Regions from separate parts of the Homo sapiens genome. Here regions 1 and 2 are each linked to region 3. A link is a contact called in ENCODE Hi-C or POLR2A ChIA-PET data. All regions are on one chromosome and are shown on one strand. The core of a region is the stretch at or near the end of the contact, and the rest is flanking DNA. Distances in the headings are between cores, read along the strand shown. Region 1 holds the start of SPMAP2L (sperm microtubule associated protein 2 like). Region 2 holds the start of ARL9 (ARF like GTPase 9). Region 3 has its middle 54 kb from the start of CHAER1.

The links. A loop is a pair of places that touch in the nucleus more often than their neighbours do. ChIA-PET counts read pairs that join two places held with the same protein, here RNA polymerase II (POLR2A). Pooled maps may share reads with other maps.
Region 1: a pooled map shows a loop between it and region 3 (4-fold over the local background). The contact joins the promoter of SPMAP2L here to the enhancer-like site in region 3. A Hi-C loop is called at or near these places in 1 of 37 single-sample maps with no recorded cell type and 10 of 50 pooled maps. POLR2A ChIA-PET finds 5 or more read pairs at or near these places in 3 of 52 experiments (CD8-positive, alpha-beta memory T cell, HEK293T and naive thymus-derived CD4-positive, alpha-beta T cell).
Region 2: a loop to region 3 is called in a map of naive thymus-derived CD4-positive, alpha-beta T cell, with 4 times the contacts of the local background. The contact joins the promoter of ARL9 here to the enhancer-like site in region 3. A Hi-C loop is called at or near these places in 1 of 168 maps with a recorded cell type or tissue (naive thymus-derived CD4-positive, alpha-beta T cell) and 1 of 50 pooled maps. POLR2A ChIA-PET finds 5 or more read pairs at or near these places in 1 of 52 experiments (GM12878).

Annotation. Positions count from the first base shown.
Region 1 is chr4:56,528,197-56,532,100 of GRCh38, forward strand. SPMAP2L (sperm microtubule associated protein 2 like) reads left to right here and starts at 2,410. Exons shown (of 9, transcript NM_001256475.2): 1 at 2,410-2,973. The coding sequence starts at 2,481. LOC105377665 (a long non-coding RNA gene) reads right to left here and starts at 2,290. Exons shown (of 4, transcript XR_941077.1): 1 at 2,154-2,290; 2 at 180-221. RefSeq lists an enhancer at 2,884-3,417.
Region 2 is chr4:56,504,116-56,507,977 of GRCh38, forward strand. It overlaps ARL9 (ARF like GTPase 9), which reads left to right and starts at 1,676. Exons shown (of 4, transcript NM_001363794.2): 1 at 1,676-2,026. The coding sequence starts at 1,748.
Region 3 is chr4:56,756,366-56,759,818 of GRCh38, forward strand. No RefSeq gene overlaps it. Among named protein-coding and RNA genes, the nearest start is that of CHAER1, 54 kb to the left of the region's middle. RefSeq lists enhancers at 1,427-1,496, 1,827-1,886, 2,017-2,186, 3,158-3,453. Within about 2 kb of position 1,251, at least 26 of the 41 ENCODE cell types and tissues checked have a DNase peak (open chromatin) inside an H3K27ac peak, as active enhancers do; they include GM12878, where a contact is called at or near this core.

The DNA.
Region 1 (3,904 bases), core at 1,160-3,659, 230 kb before region 3:
TTCGGAGGCCACTGTAGAATCCAGAGAGATGATGATGGGCCTGGGTGGCCTGCCATGACCTTATCATGATGTCATTATGGTGGGAGTGGGTTGTTATAAAATGAGTCCAGCCCTGGTGCCTCTCTTTCATGTTCAGCCCTCCCACCATGTTATGCTATGCTGCATCAAGAAAGACTCACCAGATGCCACAGCCATGCACTTGGATGCCCCAGCCTCCAGAGCTATGAGAAATAAATTCTTTATAAATTACCCAGTCTCAGGTATTCTATTATAGCAACATAAAATGAACTAAGACAGACTTGGAAAAGAATTCATTCTATGTGATCATTATAATCTTTCCCAATAAGCAGACTCCTTGAGAAGCAAGTCATGTCAGAAAGCTGCCTGTGCCCAGTGCAGTGGCTCATGCCTGTAACCCCAGCACTTTGGGAGGCCAAAGTGGGTGGATCGCTTGAGCTCAGGAGTTTGAGACCATCCTGGGCAACATGGCAAAACCCTGTCTCTACAAAAAAATACCAAAAATTAGCCAGGCGTGGTGGCATGCGCCTGTAGTCCCAGCCACTCAAGAGGCTGAGGTGGGAGAATGGTGTGAGTTCAAGAGGCAGAAGTTGCAGTGAGTCAAGATTGCTCCACTGCACTCCAGCCTGGACGACAGAGCCAGACCCTGTCCCAAATAAAAAAGAAGGAAAGAAAGCTAAACATGAATATTTTGATATACAGTGGCACCACATTCATAGCAAGTGGGCCTAAAAGATAGGCTGTAACAATTGCAGTCTATTGGCTTAGATCCCCTCCTTTCTGCAGTTTTTGAGAAGGCACAGCCTCTATGATGCTCATTCTGTACATTCACAGTGGCCTGAATCCCCCTCTTTCAATTGACATGTTCTTTGGACTTTCGAAGACATTTCATGTAACCAGGGACTACTTTTACTGATTTAAGGGCCATCCTGCCTCTTTAAGGTGGATTTACATAACTCCTCCCTGATTGGTTTAAAGGTTGAGTTAAAACTCTCTGAGAGTAGCTTTATTTCTCCTTCCAAGTTTTGGGGGATATTTCCTGAACTTCCATACAATATTACACACATCTCTATCAAAGTAAGGTTGAAGGAGATTCCGATTCATATACGCACATGCTAGAATGAATCTTCTAGTTCCATTCCAGATAACATTCACAATCCAAAATATTTCTCTTCTAACTTTTCTTAGCATCTATGAGACTAAGTACATACAAGGAATACCCAGTAACGAGCAAAAGGGGTACTTGGGTTTACTAAATATTTTAACAGACAACTTATTCCTCAACACCTCTAGTCCCTTCCCTTGAAAATAAACACATCAGTAAAACTCCACCACTTCTATTCCCCTCTATCACACTGTCACCACCATGAAAATTAGCTGAAAGCACTCCTCAAGGATTGAGAGACGGCCAGGCCACCTATGTTTTTAAAGTCTCTTGGTATAATAAGTGATAAAAAAGAGAGGATGCCAAAAACAGGGTTACAAGAAGTGTGGTATATTTAAAAGATACCACAGTTAACAAATTAATGGACGCACCCACAGAACACAGCACACAGTTGTACTGTTCACAAGATAATTACAGCCCTTTATAAAAAGTAGCTGATAGCATGCTTCAGTAGATAGTGAGCCCTGTAATGAGACACAAGTTGTAGATGAATATATTTTTCTTTTAATCCAGTCAGTGTTTCTTTGTGACTGTGTATAGAACTTCATGTGGAGATAAAGTAAAACATTCAAGTTTGAGACTCTTCTTGAATGTAAGCTTATGTCAAATGTCGCACTGGTGGATCCACCTCCCCCACACCCCCCGCCCCCCGCCCCCGCTCCATTCTGATGGTCGTGCATTTAACTAGAAATTGATGGAAATCAGTGTTAGTAACTGAGGGCCTTAGAATATTATCAGTCTCGGCATCCTCTCCCAGCATGATTAGGGGACAAAAGCCCGTATAGAGATTGTGTCCAGGAACCTCTGGGCACAAGCTCTTTACAGATTGCCTCTGGGGTCTGAGGGGCGCCCTAACTAGATTAGAAACTGACATGTTCTACCCCAGGGCCTCCGCGAACGACAGCAGGCGAGAATCCTTGCTCTGGACACGGGGAACAGGGTCAGCATCTCGTCTCCTATCTCCACCGACCTGTCTCTGGCTTTTCTTAGTCCCCAGATGCGCCCAGAAGGTCCTGGAGAGTGGTGCGTCCCCTTGGCAACCGTACAACGCGCAGGAAGGCGGAGTGAGATGAGGCTGAGTCCGGCCGGGGCGGGGCTGTGTGGGACTAGGGCGGGGCTCGGGGGCTAGACCGGGGCGGGGCTGTGTAGGGCTGGGGCGGGGCTCGGGGCGGGGCTCGGGGCGGGGCTGGGCGCGGGGGGCCCCGGCAGCCCTTATCGTATCGCGCAGAGAGCAAACTGCGCCTGGGCAACCAGTCGGGAGGGTGAGTCCCGCGCGCGACAGAAGCTTCTGGCGCGAATGGAGAACCAAGAGTTTCTAAGTTCATCTGCGCCGTCCGAGGTGACCGATGGGCAGGTCTCAACAGAAATATCCACTTGCTCCGAAGTCTTCCAGAAGCCCATTGTGCTCAGGATTCTCGACACTCACAGAGAGCTTGAGGAGTCCGAGGATCCCGAGAAACACGAGAATCCCGAGGAACCCGAGGAGGTCAGGGAGCAAGACCAGAGAGACGAGTCCGAGGAATGTGATGAGCCTCATGAGTCCTATGAGCCCCACGCTCCCTATGCGCCCCACAAGCCCCGGGACTCCTATGCACCTTACGAACTCCATGGGCCCCATGCAGCCCCCAAACTCCTCAAGGCCCGTGAACCCCGCCAGCTCCGCCACACCCGTGAGCCCCGCAAGTCCCGCGAGGCCAAGGAAACCGAGTTGCTTCCCAGCGCCGCAGTAATGATCTCCCCCTCTCTGATCACCAGAGCCCCGCCACGGCCTCAGCTGTCTTTCCTGGGTGGTAGGTGTTCCCCTTCCCTCGTCCCCTCTCCTGCTTCTCCCTTCCCCTCATTCCCCACGCGCTGAGCACCCACGCCCCATCTAGAACCGGGGGTCCTAAGGTGGAGGTTTGCATGCAAGAGCTTGCCATATTGAAAAGAACTCGTGTCATTTACCTGTTGCTTCGCAGTCATCAGCCCTTGCGTTTCAAGGGACTCAGATGGGAAACTGACACCCTGATAATGAGAGAAGCTGAATCTCTTGTCTTCCACTGCTATCTAATGAGCTATTGTTACCTCCTTTTGAAGCCCTTCTTCATTCGCCTCTACAGTTAGTCATTGCATCCCTCTGGGTTGCACTTTGAATGTTACCCTTATTAGAGCACTTAAGATCTTGTATTTCACCATTCATCTTTCTCTTTAACTAAAGAGAGTGATCCTTGAAGGGAGGATATTTTCGTCAGTGTTTGGCATATGGTCACATGTGGAAACAAAGCATTCATTGAGCAAGTATTCAAAGAGTATGCATCTACAAAGTGCTCACGATATGCTCAGTCCTCACCACCTTCACAAGGTAACAGAGCAGATGGGACTTGGTTATAAACATCCTTGCTCTGACCCCACTCGCTCATTTATGACCCCTCACTAATGACCCAACCCAAAGCAATTATTTGTCCTCATTGGACCGCCAATCTTTTGGGAAACCAATTTTTATCTTATGTTCTCACTGACTGCTCCTTATCCAGCCTCGATTCCATGGTCTGCCATTGCAGTTGCTCCCTTATGTCTTCCACCATTCCATTGGCTCTCTGGTTATCCATCATACTTCTGACAAAACCTCAACCCTGATTAAACCCAGCCGTCCATCTACTCGCTTCCTACACCTCAGCAGTTGACTCTTGCTGTGCAAAATTGCACAGTCATACTGTCTGGTTTATTTCAATTTCATTTCAA
Region 2 (3,862 bases), core at 426-2,925, 250 kb before region 3:
CAGGTCAGAAGTTCGAGACCAGCCTGACCAACGTGGAGAAACCCCATCTCTACTAAAAATACAAAATTAGCCAGGCATGGTGGCTCATGCCTGTAATCCCAGCTACGTGCGAGGCTGAGGCAAGAGAATCGCTTGAACCTGGGAGGTAGAGGTTGCAGTGAGCTGAGATCGGACCACTGCACTCCAGCCTGGGCAACAAGAGTGAAACTCCGTCTCAAAAAATAATTGTGCTGGACGGGTGCGGTGGCTCATGCCTGTAATCCCAGCACTTTGGGAGGCCCAATCAGGCGGATTACCTGAAGTCAGGAGTTCGAGACCAGCCTGGCCAACATGGTGAAACTCCGTCTCTACTAAAAATACAAAAATTAGCTGGGCATGGTGGCACATGCCTGTAATCCCAGCTACTCGGGAGGCTGAGGCAGGAGAATTGCTTGAACCCGGGAGGTGGAAGTTGTAGTGAGCCGAGATTGTGTCACTGCACTCCAGCCTGGCCGACAGAGCGAGACTGTCTCAAAAAATATATAATTGTGCTAAACTGAAATATACTAAAGAGTTCAGTTTAGCAAGATAAAAGGAACCCTCCAGATATTTCTTAGCCAGTTTGAGAAACAATACCACCTTTGAAAAGCCCTTCGTGTGCCTTATTTACCATTTATTAGATAATTAGAAGTGACTAGACTATTTGGTTTTGGTTTTAATACTGAGCATTACTAGCAGCTGTGATCCTGGCAGGCTATCTCCGAATAATTTTTTTTAAAGTGAAATACAGGCCGGGCACGGCGGCTTATGCCTATAATCCCAGCACTTTGGGAGGCAGAGGCGGGGAGGATCACTTGAGGTCAGGAGTTTGAAACCAGTCTGGCCAACATGGTGAAACCCCGTCGCTACTAAAAATACAAAAATTAGCCGGGCGTGGTGGCCCACGCCTGTAATCCCAGCTACTTGGGAGTCTGAGGCAGGAGAATCGCTTGAATCCGGGAGGCGGAGGTTGCTGTGAGCTGAGATCGCACCACTGCACTCCAGCCTGGGTGACAGAGACTCCGTCTCAAAAACAAAACAGGAACTTAAAACAATGGAACCCATTCACGTTCTTCTATTTGTCTTTAATAATCCTGGGTAATAGTCAACTAATAATCCTGGGTAGTAGTCTGGAGACACTCCTAGCGGAGTTTACTCGGGAGAGGGCGGAGAAATACATGACATGAGCAGTACAGGCTCATGGTTGGGAGCTGAGGGAAGGCTGAGAATCCTCCCGGAACCTCTGGATTCTGACGCCCCAGGGGTTCTTCACACAGGCTGGCCGGTCTCGGGATTGAAGCCGGAGACGTCAGACGCTAAGGTTGCTTAGACTGCGGCCCACGTGGAAGGCTCTTAGCCACCCTGCCTGGCCCGAGGTAATCGCGCTAGGGACGCTTTTTCTGCAGCAATGATATACCCCGCCGAACTGTCCCACGTCCTGGTTGGGACCTCTTGGTTTCGCTTGGCTGGGCTCAATCCATCCGTACGCCTCCGCCCTTCCCTCTTTGCGAACCCCTGCGGGTTCAGCGAATCGGCTGCAAGAAGCCCTGCATCCGCGAGGTAAGCGGCGGTTGGCGGCGGTGCCGGGGTTGGCAGCGCCCGCGGGTTGTCTACGCCGCGGGGCCTACGTCTCTGTCGGGCGTGCACCTCGGGAGCCACACCTGGGGCCCAGAGCCACCGCTCAGCACGCGGGCACGCGGCGGGAGGGAAGGAAACCGCGGCGCTGGGGATGGAGAGGGGGAAAGTGAAGAAGAAAGAGAAGGAAAAGGAGACGCAGGAGGAGAAAATCGGAGAAAAGGGTAGGGAAGAGAAAGTGAAAAGAAAGGAGGTGGAGCAGAAAATTAAACAAAAGCAAGAGAAGCAGGAGAGGAGAAAGGGAAAAGAGAAAGAGGAAAAGAGGACAAAGCAAGGGAAGGAGACAAACAAAGAGAAGGAACAATTTAAGGGACAAGAAGAGAAAGGGGAGAACAAGGACAGCACCTTGACAAGGACCCCGCTCGAGCCGCTGGTAAGAGACCCAGTGCCCAGGACCCCTTGCCCCAAGGCTTTTGTCGGCCGTTCAGACCCCAGCGCTGTCTCTGTTACGTCGGAGGCCCCCGACCGCGTGGGAGCGAATGGATCTCAACTGAGGGCTATTTACCTATGGATGAAAGAGATGCGCCAAACTTTGAACGACCCATCCCCTTTTCCCGGGCCCCCTGCCCACCCTAGCCCTTATCGCTACCCCTGTGTCTTAACCTCAGTCGGGTCTGTTGTTGAGGGACAAGAGATCTCGGTCTTCATGGGGACATGGGGAACGGCCCCTCTACTGCCCTTAGATCTGTCCAGCGCGCAACACTAGCGCACAGACCACCTGACCACATTTAGAAACCAGCCCCGAACCCTCCCCACACGCAGGCCCTCTTTGCATTGAATGCGTTCTTTGTCAGAAGGGGCAGGGTTCCTGAACGCAGGAGGTGTTTGGGGACGCTGCAGTTGTTTTCAGACCACCAGTACCATGAATGGATGGCGGAAAAGTTTTAACTGACAGGTCTTAGAAACTTGGCATTATTTGGGTCAGCTGAATGGTCTCTGTGCTCCTGGAGTTCCTGAGCTGGCTCCTTGGCTTAGAGCTGCGCTCTGGTTCTAAACAATTATGAATGATTAACACAGTTGTGTGTGTGTGTGTGTGTGTGTGTGTGTGTGTGTGTGTGTGTGTGTTCTTTTTTGAGACAGGGTCTTACTCTGCCTCTCAGGCTGGAGGGATCCTCCCACCTCAGCCTGGCACCGCCCCCATCTCCCAACCTCAGTGACTGGCACTACAGGCACACGCCACCATGTCCAGCTAATTTTTGTATTTTTGTGCAGAGCTGGAGTTTCGCCATGTAGCTCAGGCTGATCTCAAACTCCTGGGCTCCAGCAATCCGCCCGCCTCAGCCTCCCAAAGCGCTGGGATTACAGGCGTGAGCCACCACGGATTAACAGAGATTTGATCTCTGGTAAAACACAGACTACATAGACTCATATTTGGCTAAAGGAATAACTTTTGACAAAAACGGTGTTCAGAATCACATTTTGTGTCTGAACTGTTTTACAAATTCAGCTTTCCTTAGGAGAAGGTAAATGTGAGGAAGCCTGAATGCAGAATTTCTAGGTAGGATGGGCGTAGGGACAGCAACGTGGTTGGAAAGGGAACTGATATTTTTGTTTTTGTTTTTTTGAGACAGAGTCTGGCTCTGTCGCCCAGGCTTGAGTACAGTGGCGTGATCTCGGCTCACTGCAACCTCCACCTCCCAGGCTCAAGTCATCCTCCCACCTCAGCCTCCCAAGTAGCTGGGATTACAGGTGCACACCGCCGTGCCTAGCTAATTTCTGTATTTTTGGTAGAGATGGGGTTTCGCCATGTTGCCCAGGCTGGTCTTCAACTCCTGAGCTCAAGCGATCCACCCGCGTTGGCCTCCCAAAGTGCTGGGATTACAGGCATGAGCCACTGTGCCCGGCCTGGGAACTGCTTTTAATTCACACTATTTTATAGGGCCTAAGATGACATTAGTCTAGGTACCACTAAGAAAGAAAAAAAAGCCGGCGCAGTGGCTCACACCTGTAATCCCGGCACTTTGGGAGGCCAAGGTGGGTGGATCACCTGAGGTCAGGAGTTCCAGAACAGCCTAGCCAACATGGCAAAACCCCATCTCTACTAAAAATACAAAAAAAGTAGCTGGGCATGGTGGCATGTGCCTGTAATCCCAGCTACTCGGGAGGCTGAGGCAGGAAAATCGCGTGAACCTGGGAGGCAGAGGTTGTAGTGAGCCAAGATCGTGCCACTGCACTCCACAGAGAGAGATTCTGTATCAAAAAAAAAAAA
Region 3 (3,453 bases), core at 1-2,500:
ACTTCTCCTCTGTATGTCTTCTGTAGTATGTCTGTGTCTTGTCTGTATGTCTATCTTTTTTTTTTTTTTTTTGAGACAGAGTTTCGCTCTTGTTGCCCAGGCTGGAGTGCAATGGCACCATCTCAGCTCACCGCAATCTCTGCCCACTGGGTTAAAGCGATTCTTCTGCTTCAGCCTCCAGAGTAGCTGGGATTACAGGCACCCCGCTACCACGCCCAGCTAATTTTGTATTTTTAGTAGAGACGGTGTTTTTCCATGTTGGTCAGGCTGGTCTTGAATTCCCGACCTCAGGTGATCTGCCCACCTCAGCCTCCCAAAGTACTGGGATTACAGGCGTGAGCCACCACGTCCAACCCCTCCGTGTGTCTATCTTATAACGATACATGTGATTGCATTTGGGGTCCACCTGGATAATGCCGAATAAGCACCTCCTGTCAAGATCCTTAATTTCATCACATCGGCAAAGACCTTTTCTCCCCAGCAAGGGAACATTCACAGATTTAGGGGTTTGATGTGGATATCTTTTGGGGGGTCACTTTTTGGCCTACTGTACCACTCCTATATCCTAACAACAGAGTGAAACCTATAAAAAGGGGGCCATGATGCTGTCTCCCTACTTTGCCCTGCACTTTAGCAGCACAGGGTAGCAGTGCCAGACACTGGCAGCAGAGTCCAGGACATAACATTGAAATTGAACTGACTTAATCATAAGGATGCAAGATAAACTCCTGTGAGCATTCAGAAATATCTAAGATGAGAAGCAGAGAGGGCTAGAATCCTGCATTATTAGCAAGAGGGGACAAGGAATACCCTTCGACCTTACTATTTGACAGCTTTGTACATGAAAAAACTAATACACAAAGCCCGTGGTTGGCTTGAAGGAGGTAAGGAAGAGACTCTCTGTATCCTCTGGTTGTGACTGTTCAACCCATCCCAAGGGATGTAACTCCCAGTGCAGTGTGCTCTGACTCACAGGGAACAGCCAGCTTAGTGCCTGTCAAGGCCTTCCCTCCCAAACCCCAGGCAGCTGGATTCTGCAGGCTGGTTCTGGATCTGGGTGGTACTTTCCAGGCCCAGCCTGACACCAGTTTTAAAGGCCACCCCGGGTATCTATGGGCTCTGGGAGACGTAGGATGGAAATGACCCAAGGCCTGGGATATACACCAGGCCACAGCCAGAATGCAGGCAGTTCAGGCAGCATGTGTAGTAAATACACACTAAGATGTAATCCAGCAGGCCCCCCTGTACCACGCCCCACAGGTGGCACCAGCGTATAAAACAACCTGACAGCTACGGGCTGGAGAAGAGACACAGGCTGGCCTGGACAGGGTGTAGACATTGTTAAACACTTAGTTGAGTATCTGTGGGCAAGTCTTGAGATCGCTAAGTAGAATCTGAGCTTTGTTTCTTTGGTTTTTGGTCTTTTTTTTTTTTAAAGAAAGTACAAATACAAATTATGTGATTCCCTTTTCTCCTCTTAGACTGCCTTGCTCATCTGCTGCTTGGTCGAAGCCATTTGCTCCTCCCCCACACGCTTTGCTCATCAAGCAACCAGAGCGTTCCTGCCACCTGAGTCATTCTGTCCTGTGCTGCTCTGTCACCCTGTGAGTGTGAAGCCCCTGCTCCGGCCCTCCAGGAGGAAGGAGGCAGAGTGAAGCCAGGCATCTCTGGAGCCATGCGTTTGGCTTCAAAGTAGGAGGGACTGGGACTCTTAGGATGGAAAGTCTAGGGTAGGAGGGCAGGAGCTTGACTTTCAGCAATAAGGTAGGGAGGGAGGTGGTTTTACTGCAGAGGACTGGGTTTTACTTGCTATGAGCCTGTTTAGCTCTTTAAGAGCTGAACCTAAGTGTTTTTTTTTAAATATAGTTATTTATTTTGGGCTCCAGCTTCCTGCAGTTGCGGTTTCTGTCAGACTAGTTTGTTAAAAAAAGCACTTAGAACACATACCAGAGGACAGGAAGAAAGCAAAATACTGGCACTTTTGAAAAGTGTTGTTTTTACATGACTTGAATTTTAGTTCCTACTCAGGGTTAAAGGAAGTTCTCTTCCGAATAAAGAGTGCCTGTTGGGTGAGAGAGGATTTGCAACTGGAGTTGGAGATTCTGTGTCATTGGAGACATTTGTTCGTATGCATGGGCTTTAAAACACCAAGAAAAAATATACAGGAGAGTCCTTCCTTTTGTTATATACTAGCTGTGTTCCTGAAAACGTATATGAAAACATTAAAAAACTGATCCCTATTCAGAACGCAACAGGTGAGCTCACTAAAGGGCTCTTACCAGAAAGTCTTATAAATTGAGGCACTTGAAGGGCTGGGACTAGGGTGAGGTAAGGAAGGGGATGCCTAGACTCTCGGTAATTAGGATAAATGGTATTTTAATGCAGTATTTTAGCAAATCAAAATTAATGCAAAAGAACTGATCATGAACAATAACCAAAATATTAAGTAAAGATAGGATTCACCCCTTCCCCATTCTTTTTGGGGGTTTCAAATATTTGCAATTGCTTTATTTTTTGTTTTGAGACAGGGTCTCACTCTGTCACCCAGGCTGGAGTGCAGTGGCACGATCATAGCACACTGCAGCCTTGACTTGCTGGGCTGAAGCAATTCTCCCATCTCAGCATTCTAAGTAGCTGGGACTACAAGCAGATGCCACCACTCCCGGCTAATTTTGTTTGTATTTTGTACTGACAAGGTCTCGCTATGTTGCCCAGTCTGGTCTTGAACTCCTGAGCTCAAGCGATCCTCCCGCCTCAGCTTCCTATAGTGCTAGTGTCAGAGTCATTTGAACCAGAACAACTCCATTTTGAATAGAGACTGGGTAAAATAAGGCTGCGACCTACTGGGCTGCATTCCCAGAAGGTTAGGCACTCAAGTCACAGGATGACATAGGAGATCGGCACAAGATACAGGTCACAAAGACCTTGCTGATAAAGCAGGTTGTGGTAAAGAAGCCAGCAAAAACCCACCAAATCCACGATGGCAATGAAAGTGACCTCTGGTCATCCTCACTGCTCATTATATTGCTAATTATAATGCATTAGTATGCTAAAAGACACTGCCACCAGCGCACTGACAGTTTACAAATGCCATGGCAATGTCAGCAAGTACCCTATATGGTCTAAAAAGGGGAGGAACCCTCAGTTACGGAAATTGCCCACCCACTTCCCAGAAAGCTCATGAATAATCTACCCCTTGTTTAGCATATCATCAAGAAGTAACAATAAGTGTAAGCAGCTGAGCAGCCCATGGCGCTGCTCTGCCTATGAAGTAGCCATTCTTTATTCCTTTACTTTCCTTTCTTTTTTTTTTTTTTTTTTTGAGACAGAGTCTCGCTCTGTTGCCCAGGTTGGAGTGCAGTGCCACGATCTCGGCTCACTGCAAGCTCTGCCTCCTGGGTTCACGTCATTCTCCTGGCTCAGCCTCCTGAGTAGCTGGGACTACAGGTGCCC